Linked DNA regions of Mus musculus: region 2 is linked to region 1. The links are chromatin loops, found by intact Hi-C in ENCODE. Cell type or tissue: heart. All regions are shown on one strand. Each heading gives the region's core, and the rest is flanking DNA. Links, peaks and the distances in the headings are about the cores only.

The links. Hi-C counts contacts between places; a loop is a spot of excess contacts. Peaks named below come from ENCODE experiments on the same cell type or tissue, not always from the same donor. Only the 100,000 strongest peaks of a DNase experiment are listed, where the experiment ranks them.
Region 2: it touches region 1 in a loop (5-fold over the local background); 1 of 42 quality-filtered maps calls a loop at or near these places.

Annotation. Positions count from the first base shown.
Region 1 is chr10:111,097,202-111,104,017 of GRCm38, forward strand. No RefSeq gene overlaps it. Among named protein-coding and RNA genes, the nearest start is that of Gm29916, 17 kb to the left of the region's middle. In heart, for the core only: CTCF peaks have their summits at 3,063 (motif pointing left) and 3,279; DNase peaks (open chromatin) are centred at 3,060 and 5,250; H3K4me3 peaks cover 710 bases; H3K27ac peaks cover 1,924 bases.
Region 2 is chr10:110,917,204-110,924,019 of GRCm38, forward strand. It overlaps Csrp2 (cysteine and glycine-rich protein 2), which reads left to right and starts at 2,973. Exons shown (of 6, transcript NM_007792.4): 1 at 2,973-3,051. In heart, for the core only: no CTCF peak of the experiment used is centred there; DNase peaks (open chromatin) are centred at 2,058 and 2,958; H3K4me3 peaks cover 4,551 bases; H3K27ac peaks cover 4,553 bases.

The DNA of each region.
Region 1 (6,816 bases), core at 926-5,925:
TGTCATTATTTCAGTCTGTAATATTTGCACGGCTAGGAACAAAGTCTGTTCAAGTTGGCTTAAATAAAGCAGCATTACAATGCAGCTATCGTAAGAGCACTGTCACATTGACCCAAGAATGCTCACAAATAGCTGTTGGGATGGGGAGTTCTGTGTTGCTTGGCATGTCTGGGAAACTGAGCAGCAGGAATTCATTAGCTGTGATCTCTTTGCATAATCGTTAACTGTGACTCCGCAGTATGTCACCAGTCTGCTCCCTTCCCCTGCCTGTCACCGGCTCTTCTTGACACAGGCAGCCCAGATGAGTGTGTATACTGTTAAAGGCAACTGGCACTCCATTCGAAGGGTTACCAGGAGTAATACAGACTAGTGGGATCTGAAGCCACACAAGCCTCATCTATATTTGGTTATCAATTATTGCCATATGGAAATAGCATTCCATATCCCCGCGGTCTCGTAGTTTCCACAGGTTAGAGGTCCTTACTGACTGAAATTTCTTAATTTTTAAATGCTATCAAGCAGAACTCAATGACAAGAACTCTGAGTTAACTTCAATGGCTTTAAATGAAACCTTTAAGGGGAAAACTCCCGTGCATATCGAAACAAAGAAGAGCTTACACTATAGACTGAAGTGACTCTGCTGAGAAAGATGTGTTTACAGAGCAGCCTCCACTCACCCCACACACTCCATCCCCTACCCCCTACTCCTGCCCCAAGGGCCTCTGGGAGGGTGGGTTTCAGAAGGGTTCCTACCATCTTTAGCCTGCTAAGAGTGACGGGCCATGCCGAGATGTTGATATGAGCTGATCACTGTCTCCCCACAGGGAGTCTAGAATTTGGGTATTGTAGGTGTGTCTGGCAGATGCTGCCTGCATCACTAGTCTCCAATAAAATTCAGGACCTGGAGTCTCTAATGAGCTTCTGGTTTGTCAATTTTTACTAGCACTGTCACAACTTGTTAGTGGGGCGATTGAGCACCTCCGGCTCATGGGACTCATGGGAGGGGACCTTTGGGAACCTGCACCTGATTTTCTCTGTACTTATTCAGCATGCTTCTTCTTTTGCTGATTTTGCTGTGTATTTTTTTTTCAGCCATAAAAATCATAAATGTAACCATGAGTACTACTACACTGAGTCCTGAGTACCACCACACTGAGTCCTGAGTACTACCACATAGACATCTGAGTACTACCATACAGAGTGAGTCCTGAATACTCTGAAGAGTCCTGCAGCTCCTTCTAGTGATTCACCCAAACTGGTGTAGTCATAGAAACCCCTCTAAACAAAACTGAAAGAAATATATCTTTGAGCCAAATCCAACCCATGGAGTATTAGCTCTCAATCTCTAACATACAAAACGATCAGGGCAAGATGGCTGCCACCTGTTAACGGGCACGTTTGAATTCGCTGTCTCCTTGATGCCTCACAACAGCTGGAATATGTCTGCTGTTGTTGGAGTTTTTGTCTGTTTTGTTTTGTTTTGTTTTGAGATTGGCTTTCTATCCCAAGCTGTCCTCTAGGTCCCTACGCAGCCAGGGGTTTCCTTCAATTCCTGATACCCCTGCCTCCAACTCCCAAGTGCTGGGACTACAGGTATGCACCACCATGCCTGGTTTATGAAGTGCTAGAGATAGAATCCAAGGCATACAACCACTCCAGCAACTGAGTTACACCCCCAGGCCATTGAGTTTTGGGGAGTTTGTCCAATATGGATAGTTTTGAGCGCTTGTTTGAAAGTTCTGGCAGGGGACAATGTAGCTACTCGTGAACCCTTGACTTCTCACACCCTAACATCTTAAATATTAGCGGTTCTCAACCACTAATGCTGGGACCCTTTAATACAGTTCCTCATGTTGTGGTGACCCCCAGCCATAAATGTATTGTTTGCTACAAATTATTTGGTGCTATTTTGCAACTGTAGTTTTGATACTGTCGTTGTGTTTTATAAAAAAGAAAGAGACACCAGGGATATGTTTGGTGGAGGCACAGTATGGTGTGGGGGTGTGCTTCTGCGAGGCCCATGCTGAGGCATCCCTTCCCCCTGAGGGACCAGTCACAGGACTATAGTAGTGAAAAGAGTTTATTTAGGGCATGGGGAGGGGAGTTGAGGGGGTAGTAGAGACAGAGAAAGGCAGAGAAAGAGAGGCACACACACACACACACACACACACACACACAGAGCAGAGGAGTAGAGGCCAGCCATGAGCATGTGTGGGGGTGGAGGGGTGGAGAGAGAAGAAACAGAGGGGTAAGAGGGGAAGAGAGCAAGAGAGCCAGAGAAGGGCTGTGAAAGTCTTTTGTATCTGTGTATGAATAGGGTTGAAACCACTGAGGCTGACATTTCTTAGCAAAAAGAAGATAATGAAACAGGTTGCCATTTCAACCATCTTTTGAGGTTATATACTTATTAAGAATCACTGCACTGCCAGAGCTGCCTGCCTGCATGGCTACAGTCCCCACACTTGGGAGGCCGGGCAGGATGATCAAGACGGCAGCCTTAGCATAATAAGCGAGCTTGAGGCTGTTCTGGGCAACATGAGAACCTATTTAAGAAAAAAACAAAAAAAGTCATATTGCCACTGTAAAGGGTTGTTTTTGTATCTGTCTGTTTTGTGGGTGTTTTGATACATAGTAACCTCTGAATTATAAACACCAACCAGGTCCGTAAGCATCCCATTCATTTCTGCATCCACATCCCTTCATTTCCTGCTATGTGCACCTGGTGGTCATTGTGTAGAGTTAAAATGACTGACATTTGTTGACTGTGTTCAGTACTGATGCATTTCCATGCCTGTAGGCATCGATAAAGTACAAATTATTTTTATATTCGTTCTTAGGAAGGAATCCAAAGCACAGGAAGGTTCCGATCAGTGTTTAGCTGAGCCTAAAGTGTCCATCAGTTCAAGCAACAATCGACTTAGGAAGGCAAATAAGACATATTCAAATATAAACAAGCAGTTGAGTTGCCTGGTTTTCAACAAAAGGCAGTTGGGATTTGATTGGCATTTATTTCCTCCCTTTGTTTGGTTTGACATCGAAGCTGCTCTAGTGCCACCTGCTGGCCAGGATGGGGAACTATCTGACTTTCCCTGTAATTGTATTTATTCCAGCAAGATTCTTCTATATATACTGGTCATGTAACTGCAGTTTTTAAATGTCTGGCCTATGGCCCCCCCAAATAAACACTTGACGTGTATTATTTATATCTGGATAGATAGATGGCCATAATATTGATCTAAGGTAGAGCACTCCAATTTATAGTCCAATTTTTGTATATTTCCAGACACCTCAAGATAAGCATCACAATATAGAAGTACATGTGTCATGAATACATGTTTCACAAATCCTGGTATCACTATCATTTTGCATAGGATAAAAGGGAATTATTAGTGATTTTCAGAAAGCTGTGACTTCAGCATACCTTAAGCTTTGATTGTGCAATTCTTACAAAGTGGTTTGTAAGTGTGATTTTATTTTAAGATATCTTATATTATGTCTTAAAATAGGGTGTAACATCTTCACAGGGCTTTGGGGGGACTATAGTCAATGAACTGCAAAAAAAAGTGGTTCGATTATTTAAATTACAACCCTGAGGTGAACTGAATTCCTTTTCGTGTGTGCACAAATCTGCATGGCAAAGCACTGACATTTTAGGCCCGGGCATGCGTGCTTGAATGCAGCTCCCCTTCAGAGTGAGTAGAAAATGGCCGGCCCTTTCATGTACCAAAGGAAGGGTTTGCACTCTGCCCCCAACACGATTTCTACCACAGAATAAAGCCAGTACCAGAAATACAGAGGCAGGAGGGGGAGAGAATTTATTGGAAATGGAAGTTACCAACACAGAGAACAGCAAGCAACATTTAATCTAACACTGCTGGGTCTCGCTAAGGGATACATTAAAAAAAAAAATAGGCAAGTTGCTTATAGAAAGAGAACCCCTGAAGGAGAGGGGTAATGCAGAACTACACAAATTACATAGAACAACCTTCTCCCTCTTTCCCTTCTCCCCTCCTTCCTTTTTCTCTCCCCCTCCTTTCTCTTTCTCTCCTTCCTCTTCCCCTTCCCCCCTTTTTTCTCCTCTTTCTCCTCCTATTCTTCTCACTCCTCCCCTCCTCCCTCTCCTCCTCCTTTGCCTCCCACCTGCTCTCCTTCCTCCTCCTCCTTCTCCTCCCCCTTTTCCTCTCCTTCTCTTTTGCTCTCCCAAACTTTATTAATGGAAAAAACAGTGTTGGCCAAGCTATGAAGCACAATCAGTTTTCTGGAATCCCACTTGCAAACACCTGACACTTGGTTTCCAAATGCTCACACAGGAAGCGCACAAGGTTCCGGGTTGGGCTAAACAGGTAAGAAGTTGCAATCCTGATGCTCGCGTGTTCCGGCTTTGCCCAGTCTGTAATCTGTCCTTGAATAGTAATCTTTGCCCAGTAGCTACTATGCCCTCACTCGTTTTGTCTGTTAGCTTGCTGAACTCTTCTTCCCTATGTAGAATTTGAGCCGCCTGGCCAAGAACTGCATTTCTTATGTCAAAACTAGGAATTTGTTTAAAGCAACAGCATGCTCTCTTTTGTATGAGTTGCCTTAGCAGCTATGGCTTGTACTACAGTCTCCTAAAGGAACTGTGGGTTGTCTTAAGCATTCCCAAGCAGCCATGATGAGTTTGAATCTGAAGGAGGCCAGCCACAGCCATTAAATTAACCCTAACGCTGGAATTATTTACATCCATGTTGACCAATGTCCATCTTGAGTTGCAGTTTAAGTAATTTTTGACTTATCAGATTCTAACAATATGTAAAGTTTGAGGTGTCTGTGAGCAGGGCCTCTCTTCTGCTCTGTGAGCTCACCTTGGGGAACTAGGGTCTCAGATAACTCAGAAAACCACAGCGGTTGGAGCCAGTGGCTTTCAGGTTCTCTTCTCACGAACTGGAAGAATGAATTCCATGACTCACAGAGGGTGAGTTTTAGTAAGAACGGTTCTATTGCAGAAAACTCAAAAAGGAAAAAGTCAGGGTCCCCATGCCACTGGGTTCCCAGAAAGTGGGATTCCAGTGAGTCTCCCAATGAGACCTCACTGGATGGAGGCCTGGAGCTGGGGTGAGCCGATCAAGCCCGCTCCCATTCCTGGTCTCAGCCCTGACATCATATTTGGTTTCTGGGAAAAGGGTTCCTTTAGGCCAAGGGAGATAAGGCAAAACTGCTTCTATTTCCTGGCACCCGTGGCCTCTGGCCAGGACAGAACCGAAAGCACTTAGGCTTAAATATCTCTGGCATCTTTGGCCTCCAGCGAGGAGGATGCAGCTGGTGGGACCCAGAGTATTTCCTGCTTTAGCAGAGGGGAATCTGTGCGTGTTTGGAGCCGATTAATCCTGCATTGATGCGGTAGTTTCCATGTGTGGTTCTTGTTACCAAGTTTGTTTTCCAACAGTGTTTCTTTATCCAAGACTAAGCGTAAAACCAAGCCACCAATCAGCAGCTTCTTGCGCATTCCGAATCTTGAAAGGAAAGCGAACGCCTCCGAGACACTTTTCAAAGAACTTGGACCAGTCACTGCTGTGGATGTTTCTTAAATCACCTATGCCTTCAATCTTATGAGCGTCAGACTTTCTGGTCTTCAAGACAGACAATCAAGTTTCTAAATTCTGTTTCATCTTTGCAGGTGAAGCAGACAGGATTCTGGCAGCGGAATCAAAAGCTTGCTTCATTCAGAACGTGCCCCCCCCCGCCCCCCCCCCGCCCCCCCGTCTCTCAGGTTGCTGCCCCGCCCCCAGCCCCACCCAGGTGTAGTAGCCGCAAGCTGAGGGATAATATAGATAATATTGATTCTCTGATCCTTTATAGTCGTGCTTTTGTTTTGATCCATGAACTGACCGGATGTAGACTGGCCCCCTCCGCTCCTCATACTCAAATCCATGTAAGAAAGGGGAGGCTTGTAGGTGTCAGAAATGGAAAGACTCAAATTCAGAGTAGCGAGTGAGTAGTGCCAAAGCTGGGGGTGTCACGGTCACAGAGCACCCAGGATTGGCTATTGTCAAGCGGCATGGCGTGAGTCATCAGACTTCACGTCCGTCCGTCCGACCGTGAGGCAGCAACCGCAGAGAATAAGCAGCTGACTTAGCTAAGAGAAGTGCTCCGTTAGCTTCCTGAACATGAGCAAGAAGTCTGTGCTGGTCAGTATTGCGTTAGCTTGACACAGCTAGGGCAATCTGGGAAGAGAGAAAAATGCCTCCATCTGATTGGCCGGTGAGCAAGTCTGTGGGGGAGCATTCTCTTCACCAATGATCCATGTGGAATAGTCCAGACCACTCCTGGGTTGATAGTTCTGGGATGAATAAAAATAAATAAATAAGCTCAGCAACCAGGAGCAAGTTTCTAAACTGCGTTCCTCCATTACCTCTGAGTCCTGCCTGGATTTCCCTTCCTGGTGGATTATAACTTGGGTTAACCCTTTCCTCTCCCAGGTTACTCTTGGCCGTGATATTTATCACAGCAATAGAGAGCAAACGAGGAGCCTCTGGTGGGAGCCTCGGGTTTGAGAGTTCAGTCCATGCTCAGCTTGGTCTGTTGTTTTTAAGTCCGTGACAAGGCAAAAGCATCATGGGAGAAAGCTGTGACAGAAGAAAATGGTCCCCATTATGGCTGCACAATGTGAAGGAGTCTAGAACATTCTTTTAGGAGTAATTAACTCTATTTTCTTATTTTTATAGTTATCTTATTTATATAGTAATACAAAGCAAAGTTGCATGCAGAATTCATTCAGATCATTTAATAGCTTCAGTTTTAGTCCTTTTATATGCGTTTGGAGATTTATGTAAAGAGAAG
Region 2 (6,816 bases), core at 724-5,723, 180 kb before region 1:
GTGGAAAATGAAAACTCCTTCTAGACATTTTTTTTTAAAACCTTCCATTTTGCCTTCAAGGTTGAAGGGGTCAAACAGATAAGAACTATGTGGCCGTAAGGAGGACTTAGTCTTGCCCACAAAGTTGAATTTTTCCAACTAGCCCTTCTCCAGGCACACAAATCTCTTTCTACTAAATTCTCCTAGTTGTTTTAGAGAACACTTAATACCTCTCTACTTCAAAACCTTTAAGAAGGTATCTTGACTGGTTAGCAGAAGACGACCTCTGCTTCTTTCTTTAAAAAGCAAAACGGGGTTTTATGATATCCATTCCTAATATAACAATCACCTAGGGAATATTTAGCTTGGGCCGGGTGCTATGCTTGGTATTTTGCATACAGCAAATCATTTGTTCTCTTACAAGCTGCATAGTGTTATCTTATAGATGTGATGGCTTGAATAAGAATGGCCTCCATGAGCTCCTATGTTTGAGTGTCCAGTCACGAGGAATGGCACTGTTTGAGAAGGATTAGGAGGTGTGGCCTTGTTGGAAGGAGTATGTCACTGGGGCTGATTTCATGGTAAGGGGTCATCACAACATGAGGAACTGCATTAAAGGGTTGCAGTGTTAGGAAGGTCGAGAATCACTGCCTGCGAGGCTGTTTCAGAACCAAGCTGGCACACTGCGGAGCTGAGTGTTGAGACCACGTGTTCTAGCCAAAAGTCACACCTTTTCTCACTACCATTTCTATTTTAAAAGCTAAAAGAACTTATTCACATTCACAACTGAAATTCCGACTTTAAACATTTAAATAAGTAAATGATATTTTAAAATATTGATAGTTAAATACAAATACATTTAAAAAAAATCAATGTACACCAGTCCCGGGTTTACTGAAATATATACAGAGAACAGACAACAGAACTACTTTTGTCTTAGGGTTTCTATTTTTGTGAAAAGATGTTACAAGTCTTTTTTTTTTTTAAGATTTATTTATTTATTATATGTAAGTACACTATAGCTGTCTTCAGACACTCCAGAAGAGGGCGTCAGGTCTCATTACAGATGGTTGTGAGCTACATTGTGGTTGCTGGGATTTGAACTCAGGACCTTCAGAAGAGCAGTCAGTGCTCTTACTCACTGAGCTATCTCACCAGCTCCTGTCACAAGTCTTATAAAGAAAAATAGTTCATTGGAGCTGGCTTACAGTTCAGAGGTTTAGTCCATTATCATCGTGGCGGAGAACATAGCAGCACACAGGCTGTGAGGCTGGAGAGACAGCTGAGAATTCTACATCTTGGTGGGCAGGCAGCAGGAAGAAAGAGACACACTGGACCTTACGCTTCTGAAACCTCAAAGCCCACCCCCAATGACACACTGCCTCTAAAGAGGCCACGCCCACTCAAAATGGCCACACCTTCAAATAGTGCCGCTTCCTATGAGCCTATGGGGCCGTCTTCGTTCAAACCCACCACAACTTCCATAAATAGCTTTGCTACACATGATAAGTTTTGACCTTAGACTGTAGGGACAGATAGTTTGACAGAAAAACAACAGGTCCAGTCCTTAGGCCCCTTCCTCAGAGAAACTCTAGTGGACCTCAGGAGTAGCAGAAAAAGGACAATCGCTTGCTGAAAAAAAGGGAACATGAACTACCCTGCTTCCTTCAGTGAAAACAAACCAGAAGCCCCTCCCGTAAGAAGTGCAGCAAGCTGCGGAGGTAAAGCAAACAGATCGGAATCGTGAATGTAAGAATTGCTGGTATTTAGAAAAGCTCACAGCAGGCACCCATGCTTTCAAACTCCTGCCGCAATCTGGGGGAGATGTCAATCACTACTTGCACTGTTTTTCAACAGTCCTTGGTGGACAGAGAATCTGGCTGCAATTACGAGCTTATTTTGGATTGGGCCCAGCATACGACATAAAAAGGCATAAACCAGGCCTGTACTTTGTCACCGGAGGGGCCTTCCTCAACTCTGCCTCCTCCTACCCCCCCTAACAGGGCCTTTGGCAACGTAAGCGGGAAATTTTTTATTGTCGCAACGCGAGGGTACTGGCATCTATCAGTTAAAGTCATCCTAACCCCCACCAAAGAACTAGGCTATTAACAGCATGATGTTGCGCCTGGATGAAAGGGGTGATCGATTTGTGACAGAGGGGAGTAGTTTTGGTCGCTGCCTATTGCGGCGTGGAGGTCACCACTCTTCAAATACTAATTCTTAGGGCAACCCACTACTGATGACAGAGAAGTGGATCACCAAATGTCCTAGAATACAAACCAGATAGAGATGACATTATTTTGCTTTTTGTCTAGAACAATAATATGTCACCTCAAGCCCAGATTTTAGGTCCTTTCTGCTGTCTTCGCCGGCGAGACATCCCTGGACTTTTCGGACAACTGCAAACAATTGCAAACTGAAACCCGAAGCCTTTTGGCGCCAGGGTTTCTGCGTGGGTTGTGGGTTTCTTCCCCCCTCAGCAAAGAGTGGTGGGGGAAAGCAAAACACTTGGGGAATGAGGTGTTTTCATAACGTCATTTGTTTAGTCTAGATGAGGAATGCAGCTCTTTCGCGACAGGAAAGCTGCGGATTCCAGAAGCCGGGATTCTGACCAGAGACTATCCTGCACCGGGGAGTCCTGCACCCCGGAGGCTAACATATGGCGTTTGTGCAGTAAAGGGTGGCGGGAATCCCACGGGGCGACACCGGATCTCGCTGGCTCCGGGCCGATCCTGAGTGCTCCGGACGTCCCGGGACCGGCGGGTAGGAGCAGCCGGAGACGGTGGGAGACTCGGACGCGCGGGAAGCCGCAGGAAGAGGCGGGATTCCGGTCTTTTGTCTCGGGGCCAGAGCTCGAAACCCGCAGCGGGAGCCCAGCTCAGCGGGCCGGGCGGAGACCATCGCACACCCCGAGGGGCATGACCGATGATGGGCGTGGCGAACAAGGCCACGCCCAACATAAGTCTTTAAAAGCGGGCACACGCGCTCCCGCCAGTCTCCGGATCCGCCCGCGGCTTTCCTCGGTCAGACCTCGTTAGCTCCGCCCGCCGCGTGCTCCCTCCTCCCACTCGGGTGAGTCCTAGGAAGCCTGCAGCCCCGCGGTCCCTGTCATCTCCACCCCTGCTCCTGACTATGCTTCCACCCGTCCTCTCACTTCTGCCCCAATGCGGGGTCCACTAGCACACCTGCTGTCGCCCCCAGACCATCCCTGCCCTGGGACCTCATGTCCTTGGGGCAGGTAAATCATCCCCTGTGACCTTTAATTTTCCATCCTGTTCTCTGGGAGAGAGGCGAGCTGGGAGTTTCTCGTGGCCGCCAATGCCTCTTTTTGTAGCCCCAGGCTCCCTCCCAGGGCTGATTCTCCCCTTCGGGTAGGAGGGGTTAGAGGCTTCGGGGCTCCAGTGCCCCAAGGGTGTGTCTGCCCAGCCCTGACGACCTTCTCGGGAATTGGGTGGGTACTCTGGGGTGGTGGGCGTCTCCATACCCTCTGAGCTCCAGTTCTCCTGTGGCGAAACGGAGCTCCTGGCCATCGCCTTTGTTCGGTGGTCTCTGCCCACCCGGCACAGAAGGAACCATAGTGAAATTCTAGTTGAACATTCCTAGCTTTTCCTGGTGCTTTCTACCTTTAAAGTACAAACAAGGATACAGCATTGCTTGGTTCTGAAATTCTGCAACAGGTCCTAAAAGTCACAGTATGGGTTCAGAGCTAGATAATAGTTATAGGCATCCGTGAGGTAAGGGGTGAGGTGAGGGGAGAGCTCTTGAAACTTCTGCCCCCTTGGAAGCCAGGACTTTGAACTTTATTTGTTTACCTGATTACTTTTTGAGTAAATATTTGGTTTGACCTGTTTTGTTTGAGTCGCATACATTTTTACTTTATTAAATGCTTTTCAGTTCGGGGCGGGGGGGGGGCTGGGTGTAGTAATTTTTTAACTTGGGCAGCGAAAATAGTTAAATTATTGACTTTTTCAATGCGTGCTTAATCTCTACTTACATAAAACCAAAGAATCCAAAAAGGAAGTGATTCTTGTACCCAGATTCTTCAAGAAAGATTTAAACGGTAGATTTCAAAAGAGAGACTCATACAATCTCAACACTGCATACAAGTGACATTTGGGACCCTATTCTCTGCCATTGCCTTGTAATTGTTACTGATAATTCCTTCATTACTCCTCAAGGCTGTTTGACCCCACTTTTTATAGCCAGGTTGCCATAGACGTATACATCCCATGAGTCTCTGGAACACTGTTTGCTTAGTTATCTTGAATATGTTGGAGCACACCTCGGTGCTTGTTAACTGAATAAAGAAGGCGGGAACAGACAAGGCCCCGTTGTGGGGAGCAGTAGATATTTATTAACAGATTTCAGCCAACGTGGTGTTTTTTTTTTTTTTTTTTAACACCATAAATTGTTAACAGATTCCTCCCAATCTTGTTTGAAAATTTTTGGCTGATATGGAATATGCTCAAGAGCATGCTAAAATCAGTACTGATTGGAGGGCCATCCTGGTGAAGTTGCACAGTCTTGGACTTGAGGGAAATTGTATCTTTATTAAAAGATAGCATAAATGTTGGTATCAAGTAGGGGGACAGGATACTAGGTCCAGGCATAACTCTGTCAATACATAGCTTTGAGAGCTCAAGCCTTTGGTTTCCATTTTCCTTCTGTTACAAATGAGAGGGATGAATGAGATGGACATAGGGGACCCTCTAAGGGAGAGGAGGTGTAACATGGGAGGGCAGAAATCAAGTCTAGAGTGTCACTCCCAAGTCAGTACCCCTTGGTTTGGTGCCCCTAACACGTTAACACTCTCTGGTCTCAGCCTTGTGAAATAGGTCTAATAGCATCCTTGCTGGGGTGGTGGGGGAGAGGGAAAGGGTGTGTCTGGGTAGGGTGTGTGTGTAAGGAATGCCTAAGTACAAGGTACAACCTTAGGGATATGTATGTGGTGGGTTGCTTGTGGTTTTAGATAACTTCCTGCGCTTTCTGAAACTTGGAGTGAAATGGTTCTTGGTGGGAGTCTCTCCAGAGAGAGGGGACTTCCACTTGAACATCCCCCAGCCCTTCCCTCCATCCTCAGACCTCCCGAGGTTTCCTCAGGACTCCATCACTGCCTGGACTGGAATTTGCTTGCCAGCTCCTGGGTCCTGTCGGTTGGGTAACACCTAGGGAAGGAATCCTGTTTGTATGTCCCAGGCCTCTTCTCCAAACCTGTGGCTTCTTGTTGTGTGTTGTTTATAGTACTGGGCTTGAACCTAGGACCTCGTGAATACTAAGCAAGGACTCTGAAGGGAGCCACAATCCACCCTTTTAATTTTTTTCATTTTGAGACAAAATTTTGCAGTTTCCTAGGCTGGCCTTGAACTTTAGACCATCCTGTCAGAGTCTCCCAACTAAGCTGGGATTACAGACCTGTGCCTGGTCCAAAACGTTTTTAAATATATAAGAGACAGCACGTGTGACTGAGATTTGAAGGAGTTGAATTTCTTGCATTGAAAATCAAGATCTAGAGGACTGCTTCTCATTCTGCATTCTAGGGAAAGCAAGGCGCGGCTTCTGGCTGTTAGATTTTATTGTTGTAGGCTGTAGAGGGAGAGCCATAGTGTACTGTGTGTGAATCATTTGCAGAGACTTAGCCAGGTCCTTGCATTTTCACGAGCTCCTTGTGCCAACAGTACTAATTGCTTTTGCCTAGTAATAAAAGTTCAGACAGATTTGGATACAGCAAGGCGAAGGGCCTTGACAGTTAACTGTAGGAACGGTTTCCTGGTGGCTTCACAAAAGGAATGGAGAGAGAATCGAATCTAGTATAGCAAATGCTACGAATCTTTGGCATAGCCACAGGTGACAGTACTGCTATCTCTGTGGCTGCCAGTGAGCTCTATTGGTGTTCTAAGTCTCTTGTTTTCATAGTTAATATTTACCAGGTTTTCCAGCCATAAAAAATGAGAATCATGGCAATGCCTACTTACCATTTAGTTGTGAAGACTATATCAATAAACAATGTAAATGAATATGGTAAATATTACAGGAGTATTTGTCATTGTGACTACCTGCTATGTAACAGACACTATTGTAAGGGTGGTTTGCATATATTGTTTAATCTCAGAACAGCTTTATGATATAAATCAGCATCACTTTCATTTTTAAAATAAGAAAACTGGCAGATAAAATGTTATCTTTATCATTTGCCAAATACGCAGGAATCTTGGCATCTAAATCCAGGTTCTCCATGTGCAGAAGGTGAGGATGTTGAATTGTGTGAATAGTTCTGAAGTATCTGGTCACATTCACAGATTGCTGATTGCTCTGGGATGGGTTGGGTCCAGAGATTACCAAACTTACAGCATATCCGCGTTTAATTACAGAGTGTGACCGGGCAGGTACCACCCACATCCATGTCAAGAATTTTGCTGTCCTCCCGTTGAAGGCATTGTGGTGACGGCATGCACATTAGCTAACGCGAAGAGGCCAGGGTCACTCAGTCGAGGGGAGGTTTCTTTCCATGGTGACATTAGACTTCGGTGAGCAGAGAGAACTAGGAAGAGCTTCTTGTTGAAACATCACAGTTTGGGGGCACCGGCCACACTGCATGGAGGAGCCCCGGGTGGGCAGGAGTCCATTCCTGTGCTTGGAGTATGGGGACTCAGAGATGGAGAACTCTCGGTGATCTGAATGCTCAAACTTTAAAAGTCCTTGTGAGAAAAAAAACAAAACAAAAAAGAAATCCAGGGAGTTTTAGGGAGAGCTTCAACATGAGTCCGGTTTGCTACTTCGGAGGCCAGTGACCTCAGCGGGCTTGCACGGTTGAACTTGGTACCATATCCAGACCAGGAG